Regions from separate parts of the Mus musculus genome. Here all the other regions are linked to region 1. A link is a loop called in an ENCODE intact Hi-C map of the cell type or tissue named here. Cell type or tissue: heart. All regions are shown on one strand.

Evidence for each region. Peaks named below come from ENCODE experiments on the same cell type or tissue, not always from the same donor. Only the 100,000 strongest peaks of a DNase experiment are listed, where the experiment ranks them.
Region 2: it touches region 1 in a loop (4-fold over the local background); 4 of 42 quality-filtered maps call a loop at or near these places.
Region 3: a loop joins it to region 1, with 8 times the contacts of the local background. A loop is called at or near these places in 4 of 42 quality-filtered maps.

The regions. Positions count from the first base shown.
Region 1 is chrX:75,670,625-75,678,624 of GRCm38, forward strand. It overlaps the pseudogene LOC115489104. Among named protein-coding and RNA genes, the nearest start is that of 4933407K13Rik, 90 kb to the right of the region's middle. In heart, CTCF peaks have their summits at 3,514 (motif pointing right) and 3,716; a DNase peak (open chromatin) is centred at 3,577; H3K4me3 peaks cover 1,313 bases; H3K27ac peaks cover 807 bases.
Region 2 is chrX:75,867,276-75,875,275 of GRCm38, forward strand. It overlaps Pls3 (plastin 3 (T-isoform)), which reads right to left and starts at 7,895. Exons shown (of 16, transcript NM_001166453.1): 1 at 7,773-7,895. In heart, CTCF peaks have their summits at 4,771 and 6,869; DNase peaks (open chromatin) are centred at 6,696 and 7,916; H3K4me3 peaks cover 1,946 bases; H3K27ac peaks cover 1,558 bases; H3K27me3 peaks cover 657 bases.
Region 3 is chrX:75,772,753-75,780,752 of GRCm38, forward strand. No RefSeq gene overlaps it. Among named protein-coding and RNA genes, the nearest start is that of 4933407K13Rik, 12 kb to the left of the region's middle. In heart, a CTCF peak has its summit at 4,891 (motif pointing right); no DNase peak of the experiment used is centred here.

The DNA.
Region 1 (8,000 bases):
AACATGGTACTTGAGCAAGTCACTGAAAAACATGGAAAATGAGAAACACACACTGTAGAACATGGTATATGGCAAGAAACACTGAAAAACATGGAAAATGAGAAACACACACTGTAGAACATGGTATATGGCAATAAAAATTGAAAAACATGGAAAATGAGAATCACACACTGTAGATCATGTTATATGTTGAGAAAAACTGAACATGTAAAATGAGAAACGCTCACTGTAGAACATGGTACATGAGGGAGTCACACTGTTTAACATGGTAAATGAGAAACCCACACTGTAGAACATGTTATATGAGGGAGTCACACTGAGAAACACGGAAAATGAGAAACTCACACTGTAGAACATGTTATATGAGGGGGTCATACTAAGAAACATGGTAAATGAGATACTCAGTGTAGAATATTGTACATGAGGGAGTCACAATGAGAAGTATGGTAAATGAGAAACGCACATTGTAGAACATGATGGAGTCACACTGAATAACATGGTAGGAGAGAAACTCACACTGTAGAACATGGTATATGATGGAGTCACACTGTTTAACTTGGTAAATGAGAAATGCACACTGTAAAACATGGAATATGAGCGAGTCAGACTTTATGGCATGGAAAAGAGAAACGCACACTGTAGAACATGGTATATGAAGAATTCACTCTGTATAACATGGAAAATTCGAAACACACACTGTAGCACATAGTATATGAGTAAGTCACACTGTATAACATGGAAAAAGTGAAACGCACACTGTAGAATATGGTGTAATAAGGAGTCACACTGTATAACATGGAAAATGAGAAATGCACACTGTTGAATCTGTTATATGAGGGAGTCACACTGAGAAACATGGTAAATAAGATACGCAGACTGTAGAACTTGGTTTATGAGGGATTGACACTGAGAAACATGGTAAATGAGATAGGCACACTGTAGAACTTGGTTTATGAGGGATTGACACTGAGAAACATGGTAAATGAGAAAAGCAAACTGTAGAACATGATATATGAGGGTGTCACACTGTATAACATGGAACATAAGAAACGCACACTGTAGAACATAAAATATGAGGGAGTCATACTAAAAAACATGTTAAATGAGAAATGCACGTTGTAGAACATGGTATATGATGGGGTCTCACTGTATAACATGGTAAATGAGAAATGCACACTTTAGAACATGGTATATGAGCGGGTCACTGAAAAACATGGAAAATGAGAAAGGCACACTGTAGAACATGGTATATGTCAGGAAATACTGAAAACATGGAAAATGAAAACGCTCACTATAGAACATGTTATATGAGGGAGTCACACTGTAAAACATGGTAAATGAGAAACCCACACTGTAGAACATGTTATATGAGGGAGTCACACTGAGAAACACGGAAAATGAGAAACACACACTGCAGAACATGTTATATAAGCATGTCAGACTGTATAACATGGAAAAAAGGAAACGCACAGTGTAGAACATGGTAAATGAGGGAATTATCCTGTAAAACATGGTAAATGAGAAACACACACTGTAGAACATGGTATATGAAGGAGTCACTGTGTATAACATGGAAAATTAGAAACGCACACTGTAACACATGGTATATGAAGGAGTCACTCTGTATAAAATGGAAAATTAGAATCGCACACTGTAGCACATGGTATATGAGTAAGTCACACTGTATAACATGGAAAATGAGAAACACACACTGTTGAACATGGTATATGAGGAAATCACCCTATAAAACCTGGAAAATGAATAAAGCACACTGTAGAACATGGTATATGTGGGAGTCACACTGACAAACATGGTAAATGAGAAACACACACTGTCGAACATGGAATATGAGGGATTCACACTGAATAACATGGTAAATGAGAAAGGCACACTGTAGAACATGGTATATGAAGGAAGCCAGACAGGGGGAGAGGGAGACAGATGGACTGGCAGACAGGGTTAGAGGTAGGGAGAGGGACAGAGGCATAGACTTACCTGATCTGGAGGACAGAAGTCAGACAAGCAGGGGGCAAGGGGGACAGATGAGCGGACAAGGAGTCAGAGGGACACACCGGGGGACATGCAGAGAGACAGGGACAGAGACAGATGGACAGGGGCACAGGCAAGGGGACAGGGGGACAAGCAGGCAGGGGGGAGAGACAGAGAGACCCGAGCTGCACAGGCCATGGGCTGGGTGGGAAGGAAGTGAGGACCTGGACGGACAGGGGAACAGACAGAGGAACAGACAGGGGGACAGACAGACCTGAGCTGCACAGGCGAAGAAGAAGTGAGGACCAGGACGGACGGACAGGAGGACAGATAGGCAAGCAGGGTGAGAGACAGGGGACTGACAGACTGACGGACAGACAGACAAACCTGAACTGCACAGGTGGTGGCCAAACACCAGGCAGGCAGGGTGGAAAGGAAGGAAGGAAGGAAGTGAGGACAGGGACAGACAGCCGAGCTGCACAGGCCATGGGCAACTCCAGGCAGGCCAGATCAGAAGCGAGGGAGGGAGATGGGACTGGGACAGGGACAGGGACAGGGACAGAGACAGAGACAGGGACAGATGGGGGAGGCAGGGAGGACGCACTGGCTGGGCCAACACGAACTCAGGCTGGGCCCGGGAAGTGAGGATGGCAAGACAGGGAGACACGGAGAGAGCCCCAGTCCCTGCACTTCTACAGGTACAACGGGAGCAGGGGCGCAGATCTGAGCCGCTGCCCGCCCGCCCGGGGACATCACTAATGCAGCCACACCGCTCGCCTGGAACCCCGGCAGGGACTCGGGTCCAGATTCATCCCCATGAGGCACAGAAGGAAGTAAGTGAGGGCAGGGAGGGACATACAGAGACCCGAGCTGCATGGGCGACGGTAAAGGCCAGTCAGGCCAGGTCACAAGGAAGGAAGAAGGAAGGGAGAACCGGGAGAGACGGAACTGGGATGCAGGCACGGCTCGGGCTTGGTCCCCGGTGAGAAGGGAGAACCAGGATCTGGGGGCTGCAGGACTCTTAGAAGCCTGGATGGGTCTCTCGTTGGCAGACGCCGATGCCAGGCAGCCCCGGGTGGAAGGGAGGAGGAGAGAGACAGAGAGACAGAGAGAGACTCTGTCCCTGCTTCTACAGGTACAAAGGGTACAGAGCCCGCGGATCTGAGCCACCGGCAGCCCAGGGACTCAGCCGGCTCGGCCACACCACTCTGGAACTCTGGCCTGGGTTCAGGGCCCAGATTCGTCCACTTGAGCCAGAGAACCAGGAGTACAGTTGCATTATTTCGCCACAAGGTGGCGCTAGAGATTAGCTCTAGGCCCTGTACACACCACATCTTCCATGAGCACCTGGGCCCGACTTCCTGTCCAAATGGAGGTGCTTCCTGTAGGCTTGCAGTCACACTATGTGGCCACTGGGTAGCGACAGCGGACAGCCCTAGGCCCTACACACACTACATCTCCCATGAGCACCTGGGACTCACTTCCTGTCCAAAATGGAAGCACTTCCTGTTGACTTGCAGTTACACTTTGTGGCCAACGGATGGCGATAGAGAGCGGACCTAGGACAGACACACACTACATCTCCCATGAAGACCTGGGACTCACTTCCTGTCCAATATGGAGGCACTTCCTGTTGGCTTGCAGTTACACTATCTGGCCACCCGGTGGCGATAGAGAGTAGACTTAAGCCCTACATAAACTACATCTCCCATGAGAAGCCGGGGCTCACTTCCTGTCCAAAATGGAAGCACTTCCTGTCTGGCCTGCAGTTGCACTTCATACCCACCAGGTGGCGAGAGAGAACGCCTATAGTCCACACACAAACTACGTCTCCCAAGAGCACTGGGGACGCACTTCCTGTCTGTCACAGGATCTCGGGCATGCTGGGAGCTGTAGTTCCCACGTGGGTAAAAGCACCCACCTATCCGGGTATAACCTCCTGGGAACCGACTGATTTAAAACCCTGTCACCGGGTCGGACCCGCCCACCCAGGCGGCTTACCCTCATCTCAGCCCTAACGCTGTGGGCAGATCTGAGCCCTTGGCCTACGACCAGAGCGGAGCTTTTTATTTTTTATTTTTTTCAAAAAAGCTAAAATCCTTAAAAAACAAAACAAAACAAAACAACTAAATATACATCAAAATCCTGAAACCTCAAGGACAGGTAGGGATACAAAGAGAAACACAGTCACAAAAAACTGAAAAAAAGAAAAGAAAGCAAGAAAGCAAGGAAAAGAAAGAAGGAAAGAAGGAAGGAAGGAAGGAAGGAAGGAAGGAAGGAAGGAAGGAAGGAAGGAAGGAAGGAAGAAAAAGAAAAGTTTTAGGGATATTTTGGCTTCTTGTGGTTTTTTGGGTTTTTTGTTTGTTTGTTTGTTTTTTGTTTTTAGATTTCTATGGGTTTTTTAAAGGGTTCGTAGAGTTTTTAGAAGAGTGTTTTAGAGATTTTTGGTTTTCAGGCTTCTAGTATTTTTAGTGTTTTTTTCATTTTTTTAAAGGATTTTAGTGTATTTTAGGGTTTTGGGGTTTAATTTAGGCTTTATTTTATTTTAACATTTTACTGTATTTCTTAGGGTTGTTGTTGTTGTTCTCGATTTAAAAAAAAAAAGTTTAGGGTTTTATATTTTGGGGTTTAAAATACCTTAAAATTCTAGAAGTAGTCAAGAACTGAAAGAAAATAAAACTTGAGACCTGTGATTCATGTAATTTATGTCAAGTAGCCCAAAGAGCTGTTTGAGCTTTGAAACCTGGGGCTCAGAACATAGCAGAACAGGCCAGGACATGCCTGAGGCTGCTTAGCCATAAAGATAAAGATAAAGATAAACATGTCAGACTGGCCAGGCGCCTCCCTATCTCCCACCCTTCTGACAGTCTGCTGATGTTTAAATGAACCAAACATGTGAAACCGCGCCAATTCCTCCCCCAGCCCCAGCCCCTTTTCTATAAAAACCCCTAGCTTCCAAGCCTAGTGGTCGAATCCACTGTCTCCTGCGTGAGATATGTTTCGACCAAGTGCTCTGCCATTAAACTACCTCGTGTTTTTACATCAAGGCGTTCTGTTCTGTTCGTGATTCTTGGGTGCATGCTGAATTGGGAGTTGAGTGGGGGTTTCCCCATTAGGTTCTTTCAAAACCTTCAAACAACCCTAAAAATAAATCTCAAAAAAAAAAAAAAAAGAAAGAAAAAAAGAAAAGCCTTAAAAAAAAACAAAAGACCTAAAAACACTAAAATCCTTAAAAAAAAAAAACAAAAAAAAAAAAACTAAGAGAACCTAAAACTCTAAAATACCTGAAAATTCTAGAAGAACTCTAAAACCCTCAAAAAAAAAAAAAAACCTAAAAAACCCTAAGATCCTAAAACACACACACACACACACAAACCCAAAACCATTTAAAAAAAAAAAAAAAAAACTTTTACCGAAAAAATCCTTAAAAAAAAAAATCAAAAAACTGAAACACTAAAGGAACCCTAAAGCCTTAAAAAAAAAAAAAACCCAAGCCCCTAAAAACCCCAAAATACTTTAAAAACCCTAAAAATACTCGAAGACGCTGAAAACAAAACAAAAAAAATTTAAAAAACACTAAAAGAACCTTAATTAAAAAAAAACTCTAGACCCTTAAAAAGAAACCTAAAAAATCCCAAAGTACCTCAATCCCCCAAAAAACTATAAAGCCCTTTAAAAAAAAAAAAAAAGAAACCTAACGCCATAAAAATCCCTAAAATCCTAAAAAAAAAAAACCTAAAATGCTAAAGAAAACCTAAAATTCTGAAAAAACACTCAAGAACCCTAAAAAGATCCTTAAAAAACCCTAGAACCCTAAAAAAATCTATTGTGTCCGGCCAGCAGATCACAGGTTTGGGTTCTAGCCTGGAAAGGCATTTTGGAAACCTGGAAGAGAAGAGGGGCTAGGCTGCGCGAGACAAGGACGGAACCAAGACAAGGCTCTGCTCAAGGTGCAATTTTAATGTCAGCAAACAAGCTTTATAAAGAAAAGGGGAGGCCCGTCCCTGGCCAAGCAAAGTTCCTTTGAAGTAGATAGGTCAACCTTATAGTGGGAACTCACGAAGATCGCAGTTCAGTGCTAACTCCAGAAAATCTAGGAAGAGAGGCCTCAGGAAGGTTGAGCCTCAGGCAGGTAGTGGCACATCAAAGGAACAGCACAGCAGGTGGCTCCACTTAAGCTGCAGATAGTCACAGCCAGCCTTGCTAGGCTGGAAGGAGGTAACAAAAACCCATAATTTTTTTTTTCAAATCTAGAAACCTAAAAAGACCCTAAAAATTACTAAAGACTTAAAACAAACACCCACAATACCCCAGCCATGCCCACTCCTGCCTTTCCTGTTTATCCAGGGTCTAACTCTAAAGTTTTAATAATAATGATAATGATAATAATAATAATAATGAAATGTTGGGACGGCCTGCGGCTCTCATGTCCAGGTTCAAGCCTGGAAGGCATCTTGGAACTGAAAGAAAAGAGGGAGCCTAGGCAGGTTGAGAAATAATGGAACCAAGACAACTAGTCTGCTCAAGGTTCAAATGTTTAATGGCAAACACGCTGTATAAAAGAGGGGGAATTCCTTTTCTGGTCCAGTCTATTTGGAGTTCTGTAGTCTTGTACGTTCATGGGCATCTCTTTCTTTAGGTTTGGGAAGTTTTCTTCTATAATTTTGTTGAAGATATTTGCTGGCCCTTTAAGTTGAAAATCTTGATTCTCATCTACTCCTATTATCCGTAGGTTTGGTCTTCTCAATGTGTCCTGGATTTCCTGGATGTTTTGAGTTAGGATCTTTTTGCATTTTGCATTGTCTTTGATTGTTGTGCCATCTCTTATATTCTGTTGCTGATGCTTGCATCTATGGTTCCAGATTTCTTCCCTAGGGTTTCTATCTCCAGCTTTACCTCACTTTGGGTTTTCTTTATTGTGTCCACTTCCCTTTTTAGGTCTAATATGGTTTTGTTCATTTCCATCACCTGTTTGGATGTGTTTTCCTCTTTTTCTTTAAGGACTTGTAACTCTTTAGCAGTGTTCTCCTGTATTTCTTTAAGTGAGTTATTAAAGTCCTTCTTGATGTCCTCTACCATCATCATGAGATATGCCTTTAAATCCGGGTCTAGCTTTTTGGGTGTGTTGGGGTACTCAGGACTGGCTGAGGTGGGAGTGCTGGGTTCTAATGATGGTCTTGGTTTCTGTTAGTAATATTCTTATGTCTGCCTTTTGCCATCTGGTAATCTCTGGAGGCAGAGGTAGTGGGCTTCTTAGTTCAAGGCCAGCATGGTCTACAGAGGGAGCTCCAGGACAACCAGACATACACAGAGACATCCAGTCTCTAAAAACTCAAAAACTCAAAAATAAATAAATAAATAGACAAACAAACAAACAAACAACAAATAAATAAATAAAAGAGGGGGAAAGTCCATTCCTGCCAATTCATCCTATGAGCCTGGAACCAGCTGCAGTTGATGACATGCAGGATAGGGCATAGTCTCTGGAATAGCTCTAGGGGGCCTCTCAGCTGTTAGCAGTATCTTGAAGATGAACAGCGGCAGTGGCAGAACAATAGAGTGATCTAGGGAGGAAGACTCCACCCTAGATAATCTCCTTAGTGGCAGCAAGGTCAAGTTCTGGCTCAGCCTGCTTCAGGCTTGTGGGAGGCTACAATGAAATATTATTAATCATTATTATTATTTCTTTTATCACCACATATACCATGTCATACGTGCTATATTGTTTTATCATGTAATGTACTGTTTGTATTACATATGTCATATATGCTATTATGTTTTATGTGCATTATATATCATATTACATATGATATATAATTATATCTACTACATATTATATATAATAACATATTATATATACTATATGTTTTATATACATATTATCTTATACCACGTTTCTCATCGTCATTGCATCATCACATATTGCACGTGATACATATGCATTCTATACGTCATGTCCCATCATCATACATTATATCATTTTATCTGGCTATTATCACACTATATGTCGT
Region 2 (8,000 bases), 200 kb after region 1:
CACATGATAGAAGAACTCCTCCTGCAGGTTGTCCTTTGACCTTCGTGTGGACCATGACACATGCACATACAGAATAAGAAATTATATTAAATCAGAACTACCAGATGACTCAGCTACCATTTCTGGCATATACCATAAGAACTCTGTATGCTACCACAGAGATACTTACATATCTATTTTTATTGCTGCTCTCTATTCATAACAGCAAGGAAATGGAATCAGCTTAGATATCCATCAGCAGATAAATGGATAAAGAAAATGTAATACAAACACAGTGGGTAATTTTATTCAGCCATAAAGAAAACTGAAATTTGCAGGAAAATGGATGAATCTGGAAAGCATTATTTTAAGTGAGGAGGCTGAGATTCAGACAAAATTCCCATCCTCTCATGTGTGTATCCTAGCATATAATGTTTATATGTATGTAAACAGGCAAAAGTGAGTGTGGGCACGGGCTTTGAAACTAGAACTGAGACTATTAGTGTGGTGAGAGGTGTGGAGGAAGAGAAAGCACTCTGGCACACATGTGCTGAAAGCAGGCAGGAGGGTGGGGAAGGCTACAAGGGGGGAAAGGGGAGAAGGGAGGTATATGAAAATAAACCATAACAAACTGTTCGAAAAAAACCACAGTGAAACCTAAATGTGTGTATACTAATGAACAACTTAAAAGAAAAAGAAAATTGAAGAGAACAGACTCTGTATTGACAACCAATAAGGAAAAATAAACAGTAACAAGGAAAAAAATCAATTGATGACATTAACATGCTATGCTGAATAATATTTAAGTAAGAAAATACAATAACTGCCCCCCCCTCTGTGTGTGTGTGTGTGTGTGTGTGTGTGTGTGTGTGAGGGATTCTTGGGATTGAACCCAGAACCTCATGCAAGCAAAGCAAATGTTCTGCCATTGAACTATGCCCCAGTCATCTGAAAAGGCCTGTTAAAGCCCTAGCAGAGTTATTAAATACAGCTACAGTATGCTGGATGTATATAGCACCTGTCTGCTGAAGAGCCAAGCTTTCGCATAGCTCACTTATCCTTTCAACATGCCTGTGAAATGCATAGATTAAAAACAGATGCCTTAAAAATCAAGCAAACTCTAGCTATGAGTACAACAGTGATTTACTGAAATGGGCCTATCTGTCCAGACATCGGAGAAATGAAAGAGCAGAGATTCAACACCCAATAGAATCAGCAACACTACATTTATCATCAATCACATTTCTAAGCTTTACGAAAATTTAACTTTTTCATATTATAAAAATCGGTCTATATCCAGGCCTGGTGGGTGCAAGCCTAAAATCCAGGACCCTCAAGAGGATTACAAGTTCAAAGGCTGGCTCGGTCTACAAAGTGAGTTTAAGGCTAGTCTGGGTGTCATAAGCAGAACTCTGACTGAAAGAAAAAGTAACATGTGAGCCCAGCATATTGATCATTAGAGAATGAATTGCCTGGCATGAGGGAGGCACTGATATCCACGTCCAGCCCTGCAACTATAACACGAAGTTAAATGATAATACAACTGAGAACAGGGCCTGGAGTGATGGCTCAAGTGGGTGAGAGAACTGGCTGGGCCTCTAGAGGACCTGGGTTTGATTCCCAGCACCTAAACTGCAACTCAAAACTTTCTTTAACTCTAGATTTCAGGTATTTGGCATCTTCTTCTGGCCTCCATGGGCACTAAGTACCACAAGTGATACACAGACATACATGCAGGCAAAACACCCATATACATTAAAAAAACAATAATAAACAAATATAAGTGAGAATAGCCAGACTACAGCTATATTCAAAAAGGAATTCCAGCCAACTAAAATCATTGAGCTACTGCACTTTTCAAAACTGAGAAAATGCTTAGTGTCTAGTACATAGATGGACTAAATGTTATTTACCAATATAACAATTTTATGTGAGTTTCTCAAGATGAAATTCTGGCTCAGTGGCAGTTCCTCTGAGGCTATATCCAATCAATATACTTGTACCTCCATATTTTGTTGGGTTTTTTTTGAGACAAGATCCCATAACTAAGGTTAGTCTAGAACTCATTGTGTGCACTGGCATCTGATATGTTGAGATTACAGGCCCTTCATACCACACCCCTCCTCTCTCAGCATTTTCTATTAAATAGAACATTTCTTCATCCCTAGAACAATCCCGACTCGCATTTTACTTTCAAGTGTAAGAATATGGCAACGTTCAATACTACTGAATTTAGCTGTGAATCTTTTGAAATGGCCTCCCCTCTATAACTAAAATAAATTGGCCCATGTATTATGAGATTGGATTTTAAGAATGGCATTTAAGGTCTGGGGAGATGGCTCTGCAGTGAAGTGCTTGCTATGAAGGCATGAGGGCCTGTGTTCGGATTTCTCAACATATAAGCACAAAAGACAGATGAGGTAGCATGTGCCTGAACTGACAGACAGCACTGAGGAGGTGTAGACAGGGGGATCCCTAGGGCTCACCGGCCAGCCAGTCTAACCAAATGGACAAGCTCCAGTTTCAGTTAGAGTCTCTGTCTTAAAAAAAAAAAAAAAGGAGGCAGGTCATTGAGAAAGAGACTTTATGTCCATCTCCATAAGGTACACACAGACACAGACACACATGGGGTGGGGCTTGTCATGTAAGCATTAGATAGTTGCCACAACTTTAAACAAAGGACTCCAAACTGAAAACAATCACAACAATGCATCCAAAAAGCTTTGGAATCCTATATCACATTAAGCTTACATTATATGGCATACCACTCCCTAGAATAAGTACAGACTCGAAATGTGAACCCAGCTCGAAACTTCTAATCTTATGCTTACTTTTTACAGGTCTGTCTGTCCCCTTTAGATAATTTTCTATAAAAAAAAAACCAACCTGCCATACTAACAAGTACAAAATAATTCTAAAACACAGATATTCAAGCTGCCATATATTGATAGATGTTCATTTTCAAATCTCATTTCATACCAGTTACTTTTAGAATCAGTTACAATAAATGTCTTGCTTTATATAGTTCCCACCCAGAGTATACTAGACTGAATACAAATATAGATCTCTGCCATTGTAATATATGCCAAGAATATGATATCAAGAAATGTAAAAAGCCAAGTAGGAACCACACCTTAAACAAAACACGGAGTTAGAAGTGGACTTTCTTCCTTTGTCCAAGGGCATCACTTGAGTGTTCAAGCATCATGGCCAAGCTGCCCCCTCCCCCCTTATTATGACAGCAATCATATTCCTTGCCTAGGAGAAAAAATTCACTGGGTTTCTGATAGTATACTGAGTCATACTATTCTACCATAATAATCGTGGTCAAGTTTAATATGGTTTTTTTGTTTATTTGTTTGTAGAAGAGACTTATCTCCATCAAAATATTACTAATCCTACTCCAAATGTCACAAACCTAGTCACATTTTAGCAATTAGACTCTAAAGATCATCAAAGAGACTAGACATTTTAGGCTTCAGTGTCTAAAAGACATAACTGAAGCATAACAGAAGCAAAACATAATTTAGCTTGCATCCCAAATGGGATACAAGGGTAGAAATTAAGAATTAGAGTTTCAGACCAGGCATGGTAGGACATGTCTTTAATCTCAGCACTCTGAAGGCAGAAGCAGGTGGATCTCTTTGAGTTTGAGGCCAGCCTGGGCTACAGAGCCAAGTCCAGGAATGCAAGGGCTTGTTACACAGAGAAACCATGTGTCACAGAAAAAAATAGGAAAAAAAGAAAGAAAGAAAGAAAGAAAGAAAGAAAGAAAGAAAGAAAGAAAGAAAGAAAGAAAGGAAGGAAGGAAGGAAGGAAGGAAGGAAGGAAGGAAGGAAGAAAGAAAGAAAGAAGAAAAACAGATTCACAGTCTTCCAATTCTGGCCAGCAATGAGAGTTGTTTTAACTGTATGGACATTTCAAGAAGTGCTATGGACCAGAAAGTAGTGGTAATTCTATTTATTGGGTAGCACATCTTGCCATGTCATGTGTGGGGGTCAGAGGATAACTGTCAGGAGTCTGTTCTCAACAGCCATTAGGTGGTACAGGGATCAAAATCGGGTTCTCAGGCTCAGGATTCTGTTTGTATATGACTTAGACAGCCTGCAGCCCAGCTTGTCAGGAGTGTTCCACCTCTTAGAAATGATTTCACACTGGGTTTGTCTGAATTGTTTTCTGTTTCTTTGATTTTCATTTTGTTGAGAGAAAGAGAGAAAACATAAAGTTTGATGAATAGGATCTGGGAGGGCTGGGGGGGAGAAAAATATGACCAAACTATTTTGTATGAAAACAATTAAATAATGATTAAAAAGAAAACCATGAGTATAACTGAGAGAGAGAGAGAGAGAGAAAGAGAGAGAGAGGGAGAGGGAGAGGGAGAGAGAGAGAGAAGCAATTTAAACCATTTTTCTTCTTGCCTTATTGAGCCAGGCTCTCATTGAAGCAAGCTAGTTGATTGAGGGTGTCCTGGAATCCCTGATTCCCCTGTATCTGCCACTTAAATGCTGGAATGAGAGATGTAATTTAACCACGACTGGCTTTAAAATATTTTCATTTTGAAATAATTTTGGCTTGACAGAATAACAACAATCATATAGATGATGTTGATCTTCACCCAGCTAGTATCATTTTATATATCTATCTAAACATCTTTTAAAGCTAGGAAATTAACAATGGTTATTAGTGTCTACTCACGTACACAGTGCTGAACTGCATAAACAATGTGGTTTTTTTTTAGTTAAGTTAAACTTTTATTAGAAATTCACTCTAAAATTATATTGTCACCTTCCTTCCTTCCACTAGGGGGGCTCATCTCTATGAGTTCAGGTATAGTTTAAATCCATTGCTAGCTAATTTGTGCAACAGGCTAGCCTGCACATCAGGACCCTGTGCTTTTAGATAAGTGTGGTTTTCAGGCTCAGAATCTTATGTACAGCTGAAAACAGAGTGCAGGAGGTATTCACAGGTTACTTAAATAAAAAGTCTAGGAGGAAAGACGCAAAGCAAAAATCTTTTATATATTCCCAGTTACTTTAAAAAAATATAGTGTGTGTGTATGTATGCAAACATAAAGTGTGCTAAGAATGCTATGTAAAGGTTAGAGGACAAACTGCAGGAGCTAGTTCTCTGCTATCCAATTGGTCCAGGGGGTTGGACTTGGGTAGTCAGGACTGACTTTTATCATGTGAACCATCTATCTCTAAAGGGTCCTCAACCCCTAACCCTCATTTCCCTTTTGTAGGGTTTGCAGTACTTGATTTTAAGTACTAATATGTGTAAACTGAGCCTGTTTTTGCAAGTAAGTGAGACTTTTAAATTCCTGACTTGGGTGACTCCTCTACGTGTTTCCCTTTCCTTTTATTTTTCTTCAATTTCCTTGTTTTCTTAACTCATACACTTATTGCTTGAGACAGGGCATCATGTAGTCCTTCTTGGCTTTGGACAGCTGATGCCCCTGCCTCAGCTTCCCAAGTGCTCAGCTTATAATCACTTGCCACCACCACACTTGGCTGTTCTACACTGTTTTCATATGTGACAATATATAATCTAAATAGGGAAACTTCCACTATGGGACAGTATGGGAAAGTCCTTTCAGAGACTTTCAAACCACCACACAGCACAAAACCCAACCAATTTTGGAAATTTTGTATCAAGTAGGTCTGGGTATGGTTTCTAAGCCAATAAATTTCAAACAACGAATAATTGATAGTTAATTTTACACAAGAGATTGTTCTCTACCTTTAAGTAGATGCCCAATATTGAGAATAGTATAGGGCAGATTAAAGGGTAGTGATGGTTTATTTTTTAACACTATCTTGTGGGATACGTCTTCAAAACCAGCCATTTAGGGATGAAATGAGACATGAGTTAAACATTAGCTTTCTTAGAAGATGATTTTAAAATTTAGAAAAGGTATATGGAATTTCTGGGAAACAGATATATGTCACCACATAAGTACATTTGAAGCCTTTGTTTTGAAAGCAGCTTTTTTCTTATTTTATTATTCTTTTTAATTTTTAATTTTGCTTAAAACCACAGCAACAGATCACTTTCTGCTCCCCTCATGCAAATCTAGTTCAGTGGATGCTAACTGACACACATCGCCCCTCCCACCAACTCCCTCCACACTTTTGTCTTGGTAGTTTGGGGAACATGGGCCTCAGCCATTGCATTCCAGTTTTAAAGTCAAAAGAGGTCATGTGACTATTACCCTAGGGGCATCAGAGACTTAAGATGCGGGATGCCAATTGGCAAGTGTGGGACCTCGGCCATTAAGTTGCAATTCACAGTAAACTGCATCTCAGTGTTCAACTTTAGTCTCCCAAACCCATTGTGATGTTGAAATGGAGTAAATGCTTACTGTTCCGTAGGTTTTTAAACCTACACTTCTACCTACCGTATTCACTCAAGCTCCTTCACCCTGTCTGCATTACCCCTGAGTAGAAGGGTGATAGCAGCATCCCTCTGGTCTGATCCTATATGACTAGACGCCCCAGTTTAAATCCAAGCTAGACCTGCACCACTGGTGTAGTCAGTTATACAGCTCCAGTGAAAAGCCAGTCTTCAGGATGTAAACTGTCAGCAAAGCTGGAGCAAGCAAGGGCCTGGAGCCAGGGGAGGTTCAGAACCGCCAACACTTGAGCTAGTGGAGCAGCAGCAGCAACTTTGGGACTGGCGACCGCAGGGCTAGTCGGCGTCCTCAGGCCTCTCATTAGGTCGCTAAAGTAAGCAGGCGGAGAAAAGTAAACACAGGCAAGTGCAGCTGAGTCTGGGAATGGGGCTTCAGCCACCATCTCGGCTCAGCCTCCCAGGGGTCCCAGAGCGGTCCCGGGTGCTGCAGCCCTGCTCGCTAGCTCTGAGTTGCACAACCAGAGCCATCGGGACTCAAGCTGACCGCCAGGGCGCTGCTAGGGGAGAGAACCAAAAGGTACCTCCGGGCTAGCCTGGAAAGCTTCTGCCACCGAAAGGAAAAACAAAACAAAACAACAACAACAACAACACACACACAAAACACCAAAAACAAAAACAAAAAAAAAAACAAAAAACAAAACAAACAAACAAAAAAACCAAAAAACTGCTTACTCATAGGGAGTCGCGGCGCAGTCCCGAAGCTCAGCCTAAGGGCTGGGGAGAGGAGAGGGCAGAAGGTGGGCCGCCGAGGCCAGGTTCCTGGGGGGGGGGGGGGTACCGCACCCGCTCCGCGCCCCGCCTCTTTGGGAGCCTCGGGGTCCTCAGAAACCCGCCGGGTCACCTAGAGCGGGCGATTTGGAACTAGCGGGAAGCGACCTACGCTGCTAGCTCTGGGATTTTCCAGCGGCTGAGGAGGAAGGGAGGGAGGGAGGGAGGGAGGGAGGGAGGGATGGATTGAAGAATGGCTGTAGCTGGAAATGGAAGGCAGAGGGAAGATAGGCTTAGGATTTCCACTTCAGGGGTGGTCGCTGCCTTAGGGAATCTGGGTAAGTGTTGGCTTTTAAGCCCTTCGGTCTGTGGTGGGCAACAAGTTAGGAGGAACTAGAGAGCAGTCGCAGCGAAGAGCAGAAAAAGTGATGGCAGAGGGTGGTAATAAGGAACCCTTTGGAGCTCCCACCCATTCCGTTGGCGAGGATCGCCCGGGAGCCGAGCCTCAGACTCCAGATGAAATTTTCTTCGATCTCCCCCTTTGCCCAACCCCCGTCCCCTAGTATAACACACGTTCCTGCTAAGGTTCCCGGAGATGCTCTCACCAGGACCCACTCTTACCCACGCCCAGGAAACCGGCTCCCCTCGAGCCCTTGGAACTGCAAAGCACTTACGTAAAAGTCGCAGAGTCGCTGATCTGGCTCTACAGCTTCCGACCAAGCACTCAGACAACTTCTGCCCCTAGGAATCTCTGCAGCTGTGCTTCTAAAGCCAGCGCTCCCTCCCCTCTTGCCAGCCTCCTCCGCCCTGCGGCCACAGCCATTGGCTCAGATGGTGTTCACAGCGGCCTGGGAACCAGGAAGAGGATTGGGCCAGGAGCCTGTCACATCAACTGGGTGGGG
Region 3 (8,000 bases), 100 kb after region 1:
GTGAGTGCATACCATGCATGGATTACTTTACTCAGGATGATATTCTCCAGTTCCATCCATTTGCATTCAAAATTTGTAATATCTTTGTTTTTAATTGCTGAATAGTATTCCATTGTGTAGACATACCACATTTTCTTTATCCATTCTTCCTTTGAGGAACATCTAGGTCATTTCAGCTTCTGTCTGTTATGAATAAAGCTGGTGTGAACATAGTTGAGGAGGTGTCCCTGTGGTATAGTGGGGGCATCTTTGGGTATATGGCCAGCTTGGTCTTGAGGTATAACTATTCCCAGTTTTCTGAGAAACTGCCAAATTGATTTCCAAATAGTTGTATAAATTTGTAGTCCCACCATCAATAGAGAAGTGTTCCCCTTGCTGCATATCCTCACCAGTGTGTGCTATCTCTTGAGTTTTTGATCATACTCATTCTGATAGGTGTAAGGTGGAATCTCAGAGTCATTTTTGATTTGCATTTCTTTTTGAGACAGGGTTTCACAGTGTAGACCTGGCTATCCTGACCTTGCTCTTTAGACTAGGATGGCCTGGAACTCAGAGATGCCTGTCTGTGCCTTCCTCCCAAGTGCTGAGATTAAAGGCATATATGTTTTCTCTCTGTGTCTCTCCCTTTCTTTGTCTCCCTTTCCTCCTCTAGTCCCCGTCCCTCCCCCATCTTTCTCCTGATTTTTAGGTAAAATTTATTACAGGCTCAGTTGTCACATTGTTGGCCTTTGCCTTTGTGGAAGGTCTATTAGTTCATACTAATAGGATTTTACACGTGACTACAGGGATGTTAGTTCGAACAGAGAGGTGAGCAATTGGTGGCTCTTCATGGACTAAAGATAGCCTAATACAATTTGTCTCGAGACTTATAACAGTCCTATTCACCACAACCACCAGAGTAGTTCTAACCAGATAATTAGCTTCATAGAATTTTTAACATAGGTTTGCGCGCGCGCGCGCACACACACACACACACACACACACACACACACACACACTGCCTAATGTTTGGAAGTTCAGTTCATGTCAAACTTTATAGTCATAATACAGGAGTTACATAGTACCACTGCATGGAGGACAGGCACCTTGATTTGACACAGGGATTCAAGGATTTCTGGCATATACCCACCCTATTTGTACAGCTGTGTTTATAAATGGACCAAATAGCTTCCAGAAAGTCTGATATAGGGACCACACTCGAGCAAATATGGCAGCTGTGATTGTACTCCCAACCCTTCACATATATGTATGTATTTGCTGCATGATGAGCGCTCCTTACTCTACCCCTAGCCAGGGGAGTGCTGATGCTCTATGCCCTGTGCTCTTGTCTTGGACTCTGTGCTGTTTGAAGAAGTAGACGTTAGTTCAGTTACTCCAGTGGTGTCTGGTTTGAATCATCTGTTCATACACTCCTACTTTGTCAGATGAGTAGCTGTCTAGGTGTTTGAAATCATTAATGTCCTTATAGATAAAGTTGATATGTTTTGTAATGTGGTGGCATGATGCCCCGGGAGGCATGATGCTGTTGTCTTAGTGCACCCATGCTAAGACATCCTTTCCTCCCCCACCCTGTCCCAAGGTACCAATATAAATGAAGTTTATTTGGGGAATGCGAAGGAGGTGAGTAGGGAGTGGAGGGAAAGAAAGAAAAGGGACAGAGAAGGACAGAAAGGGAAAGGAGAGAGAAAGAAGGGAAGAGGCTGGCTGGGAACATGTGGAGAGAGAGGTGGAAGAACAGAGAGGGAGGGATAGAGGTCAAAGAGAGAGAAAGGCGAGAGAGAGAGAGACACACACACACACACACAGAGAGAGAAAGAGAGAGAGAGAGAGTCCAAACAGTCCATTTATAGCAAGCTGGGTTGTTTCTAGGTAACTGTTGGATGGAACCTAGATGAAATGCTATAAAAATCTATGTACCAGCAGACCTGGTGACCCACATCTGTGACTCCTCAGAAGGCAGAGGCAGCCAAATGCCATCTCAAAATGAAAGTAAACAAACAAAAAAATTTCCCAGGGGCACATGGGGTAATATGTGTAGCTGGGGTACTTGCCCAGCATGAGGGAGGCCCTGGGTTCCATCCCAAAACTGCCAATCAAAGCCAAACAAATGATACCAGAATTTGTCTGCTAGGTCTGGATGCATGATTTCAAGGAATGATCAAAAAGTGAAAAACATTAAAACTTCCTCCTAGACAATCTGACAGGCAAGAAGTTCAGAAGTATGAGGACTTTACTCTTGTCCTGTCTTTTGCCTCATGATTTTTTTTTTTTAATTAAACATAACCAGCTAAAGTATAAAGAATTCTTAGCATGGGCAAGGTCTTGGGTTGTAGTTCAAGCCCCTCAAACCCCAGATAAAGACGTTTTTTGTTTGTTTATTTGGTTGTTTGTGGTTTTCTCCCTGAGAAATGGTGTCTTATACTTCATGATGGCCTGAAACTCACTCTCAAACCTAGGTTAACTTCAAAAGGTTCATCTTCCTACTTCCACTTTTAAACTGCTGGAATCCCAGGCACACATTCTGCCTCAAGGTAGTGTATTCTCTTGTGGGTACAGTAAGACCAATAGTTCATGGGATGGCAAAGTTTGAGAATAAAGTTTGTGCTTCACAGGTCCTAAGAAAGAAGCTACCATACTGGGAATAGGGTAGGAGGTTGTAGAAAAAGGCTTTTGTTGTGGTTCCCATAGGTAGAAAAGGGGCAAGGCCTTGTAAGCAGGTTGAAGATTGGGTAATTTGGATGATTTCCAGGAGTGAGACCTGATTTATCTAGTCATTGGCCCTGGGGAGGTTAGGGCTAGACAGTACTGATGAAAGGGTGGGGGAGGGGAGGATGAGATAGCTACTAGTTAGTTTTCAGGTGAAAGAAAATAGCACAAGCTGGTGTTTACTATCTCTAGGCCTTAGATAGGGCATTGTGTCTGGGATCAGCCAAACCGCATGAGGTCAAAGCCTCAGAATTACAACAGAGAAAAAGCCCTGGTTAATAAGGGCTTCCTGTGAACGGTTCCTTAATGTGTTGTCCTTTCTGATTTCTGATTCAGGAGTGTTCTTTTGACACCAAATCCACTATAGAAAATAAAAGAGTAAAGGAATTTAAACCCCAAGCCAGGAATGGCTTCAAATGGCTTTCTTTACCCAGAGCTAGGGATGGAACCCAGGGCTTCAGACATGCCTAGCAGGACTTGCTTTATCCTGGCCAAGCCTGAGGCTTTGCATTTCAGGTCATCAGGGCCTCTCCTAAAATCTCCATTGCATCCTCCCAGTGAAGAACCCTTGGGGGAGAGGAAAAGGGTGGGGCCACAGTTTTACCTCTTTGCAAGTTTAAGGAAGACTCCCAGGTGAAATTTCCCATGGAGACCGCTGGGCTGGGATTACAGCTCCTTAGAAACCCTTTCCTGATTTTGCTTTGTTTTCCTTCTCTTTCATGTTAGGGTGTAATGGGCATTCAAAAGTCAAAAGCCAATTTTCTTTTGGGGCATTGGGTGGGAGAGGTTGTTGCAAGAAGCCTTACATGCCTCTCATTCTCAACTATGAGCCTGCAGTAGTCAATACCTCTAGACAAGATGTCATTTTAGAGAGTCATTAAAAATAATGATAAAGATGCTGACATGTGTAGCTCTTCATAGTTGATGGCTTCTGGAGGGGCTGGGGAAAGACTCAGTTATCTTTTTTGTTTGTTTGCTTTTTGGAGACAGGGTTTCTCTGTGTAGCCCTGGCTGTCCTAGAACTTACTCTCTAGACCAGGATGGTCTCGAACTCAGAAATCCGCCTGCCTCTGCCTCCCAAGTGCTGGGATTAAAGGCGTGGGCCACCACTGCCCGGCTTGACTCAGTTATCTTTAAGGGGCTGGCCATGGGGAGTTTGACCGTGCTCCAGTCAAACACAACATAACTTGGATTTGGTGTATTTTTTTAAAAAAATTTTTTTTTTGGAGTGGGAGAACTCAAGTGTGGAAGTTGGAACTGAGGGGAATGGAAAGTATGATCAGGGCGCATTGTGTGAAATTCCCAAACAATGGATAAAAGTATTATGTTGGAAAAAGTCAAAAGCCTTTACTCTGCAGGTTTCCTGGCCTGACATAAACTAAATGATTTTGCCAAAGTGAGTCTCCTGGAGCATAAATCCTTTGCTCTCTCCTTGCCATGAAAAAGTGCTCAGGAGAGCTGGAGAGATGGCTCAGCAATAAAGAGCCCTGACTGTTCTTCCAGAGTATCAGGGTTCAATTTCCACCAATAACAAGGTGCCCCCAAACCATCTGTTCCTCCTGTTCCAGGGAACTGGACATCAATTTTGTCCTTGAGTGTGCCAGCTCTACTGATGTATATGCAGACACAACCCCGATACACATTAAGGCTGTGTGTGGGGGCGGTGGCTGCGCTGAGAGGATGCTTAGGGCTGGGAGTTTTGTGGAATTGCTACAAAGCATGAGCACTGAGCCTTGGGTTTGGTTCCCAGATGGAAGATTGAAGTTCAAATGACCATCAATGAGTTTGACATCAGCCTGGGATATAAAAAACCTTATCTAAATAATGAATTATAAATAATATTTATGTGGGGGCCAGGGTCTGGAGAGATGGCTCAATGGTTAAGAGCTCTGGCTACTCATCCAAAGGACCAAGGTTTTGTTTCCAATACCCACAATATGGCTCACAGCTGTCTGCAACTCTAGTTGTAGGAGATCTGACCTTTGTCTTCTGGTTGATGTGGGTATCAGGCATATATACCACCTGCAGAAATAAATGTAAGTAAAGCACTCATGCTCGTAAAAACAAGTGCATGTGTATGTGTGTGTGTGATTTTTAAAGTTTTTTGTATGTTTTGAAATTATTTATTTTATGAGTTTGAATATTTTGACAGCATGTATGTAAGTACACCACAAGCATGCAGTTCCCACAGAGGCCAGAAGAGGGCATCATATCCACCAGACCTGGAGGTTTAGGCCGTTATTAGCTGCCATTTGTGTGCTGGTAAAGGAACTTTGGTCCTCTGTAAGAGAGGTAAGGGCTTTTAACTGCTGAGCCCTCTATCCAGCTGGTAAACCAGCCTGTCTCTATCTTATTCTTTTAATCCTTCTTATGGTAAAGATAAACTAGGTTCATTACTCTTTGTGAGAAACCTGTGTTTCTCAAGGATTGGGCCTTGCCCCACTTATAACCATAACTACAGATGTTGCTGTACTGCCTGTTCCAGGAAACAGCAACCATGGCTGGTTTTAAAAGGTTAATATGACCATCTGCTGTTATATATGTACATATGTGTCCCTTAGGACCACCTTGCAACATGTCTTTGTTTTCATGAGGTTATGAGCAATTCAACCGATATGTTTATATAACCCTGCCTGTTTGCCCCCATTTGGAAACACCCTACCCCTGAACTACAATAGCCTTATTTTTTTCCATGTTGAGTGGTGACCTCTCGAACCCTTCGTTAGGGAGAAGCAGCCTACTTAAGCAGTGTACATGAAACAAAACGCTTGCTTTAATTAATTGCTTGCTTTAATTAATTTGGCCATGACGACTTGGGTCTGTGGGTTTTTTTTTTCTTTCGAATCTTTTCTTTTCTTTCGATTGACACTGCCTGTCAGTTTTCTGAATGTATAAAACACATACATCGTGTCATTAGTGTGACCCTGTCTTAACAAACTAAAAAACAAAACAAAACAAAAAAGTTTAGTTTTTCTCGACAAGTGCATCCAACCAGGTGGAAGAGTTCCCTTTGAAGGCTGCCAAAATCTGTATGACTGTGTGTCTCAAAATGTGGAAAAGAGAAAGCCATGGAAGCAGCTGCCTGGCAACAGTGGGAGGCAAATGCACAGAGCACAGAGGAGTTCACAATCCTGAAACTATTCTGTTCTCCACGATCACATTGGATATGTGTCATTATGTGTTTGTCTAAACTCATAGACTGTAGTTCTATGGAGTGAGGCCTGAGGGTGCTGCTCAGTGCTAAAGTGTTGACCAGAATGCCTGGGGGTCTGGTTTTCATCTCAGGCATAGCCAAAACAAACAAACAAAAAAAACCCCAAAACAAAACAAAACCAAATAAACTAACTCTAATGTAACTACATGAAACAAAAACTAGAGCATCGTGTGACAATGGATTTGTTACAAGCTATTTGATTAATGTACATAGAAAACCAGATTGTTAACAAAATATACAAGCTTAAATAGATACTGCATTTCTCCCATGCAGTTAGTTGGGTCCTGGAAAGATGCAGTTTGGGTGTGTCTCTCAGAGCCTCTTTAGATAAGAATGCTAAAAATGGAAAGTTCCTGCCTATTTTAGGGTAGGTGCTTGGGAGGGGTCTTGTGGTCTTTGCTTTATGACCCGAGGGAGAGTCAGATGGGCAGCCTTGAGCTACCAGAGCACATAGTAACAAGGTCCAGCCTACCAATAGGAGTGGAGCTAGAAACCTCTTTTTATAAGCAATTGGATTTTTTTGTTAGGGCTCTGTCTCTTGGCTTGGAAGAGCCTTTATGGAAGGAGCTCCGTGTAAGAGATAGGGCTTTTCTTTGGGCTTGCAGGAATAACAGAGAAGCAGCTGGCAGTAAGGAGGCATTTGAGGGAAGAGCAAAGAAGCCCTCTTGGGTTTGGAGGAGCTCAAGAGAAAGGTAGACTAGATCAGTAAGATGACTCATATAGAGATTTCTAAAAAACCTAGATAGCAGTTTAGTTGTAGGATCAGGCTTGTAAATAGATACTTTGTATATACTTAAGAAAATATTTGCCTTGCTGAGCTAGCAGGTTTTTACCTCACTTTTTTGCCTCCCTTGTCTTTATTGGTGTAAGCAATTTAAACAGCTTCATATTATATGTTTTAGCATGTGTTTATTAACCATAAGAAGCATACTCTTCTAGTGTTGTCAGGGTCTGAAAATCGCTGAAGAAAAACCCCAGACTCAGAAATTATGCAAAGACAATGAACACTCATTCTGCAGAAACAACCAGCATGGGGTGGGTGGGTCAATCACTCATCAATGTGTTGACCCCAGAGGAGCTTGCAGGCACCCTTTTATGCAGGGATATGGGAATTTTCTAGAAGGATTAGGTAATCTCTCATGTGATTGGTAGGGGCCAAAGCAGTGACATTAGTACAGTTTTGATTGGCTACTATGTTAGTTTTTCTATATTTGGTGAGAACTTAAAGAGTGGGTTAAGTAATCTAAAGTTTCTTCGGTGGGGGCTGGGGAAGCTATGTGCATCAGGTTCTGATTGGCTTCTGCCAGGTGGTCAGTGGTCTGCATTCCTATGTCATGAATGTTTAACCATAGGATGAGACAACCAAAGCATATAAGATTGCCCAGCACAAATGGCCCATCCTGAGATAAGATATTTTCCAGTCCTCATGGTTATTTTCAGGCTGATCTTTGGGTGGGGGATTTTATGGTCTAATTTCCTGGAATTCCTGGCTTACGGTGATGGGTTATGGCGGTCGGTTCCTGGAATGAATGACTTTTCTTTTGTTGTCAGGCCTGGTCCTGAAAAGGAGTTTATGTAGTCCTCTCTGTAGCGTGTAGTTTTCGCTACCCTGCTTTAAGCTCCCACCCAGCATACTGCACTACCAGACCCTGCCCAGAGAATATGGGATCCGTGGAATAAAGACACACACACACACACACACACATACACACACACACACACACACACACACACACACACACACACACACACACACACTAGCTTGTTTTTATATTGCTTTAGCTCAAAGGCCAGGCTCTTCTAAGCCTCCCTTGACTAGCGTGACCTTCTGTTCACTCCCAGCTCAGCACCCTAAACCTGCCCTCAGCTTTGTTAGGTTTCTTTTTTCTTTTTCTTTTCTTTTTTTCTTTTTATTTTATTTTTATTTTTTGGTACATTTCTTTTTCTTTCTTTCTTTCTTTTTTAAAAATTAGGTATTTATTTCATTTACATTTCAAATGCTATCCCAAAAGGCCCCCACCCGCTCCCCCACCCACTCCCCCACCCACCCACTCCTACTTTTTGACCCTGGCATTCCCCT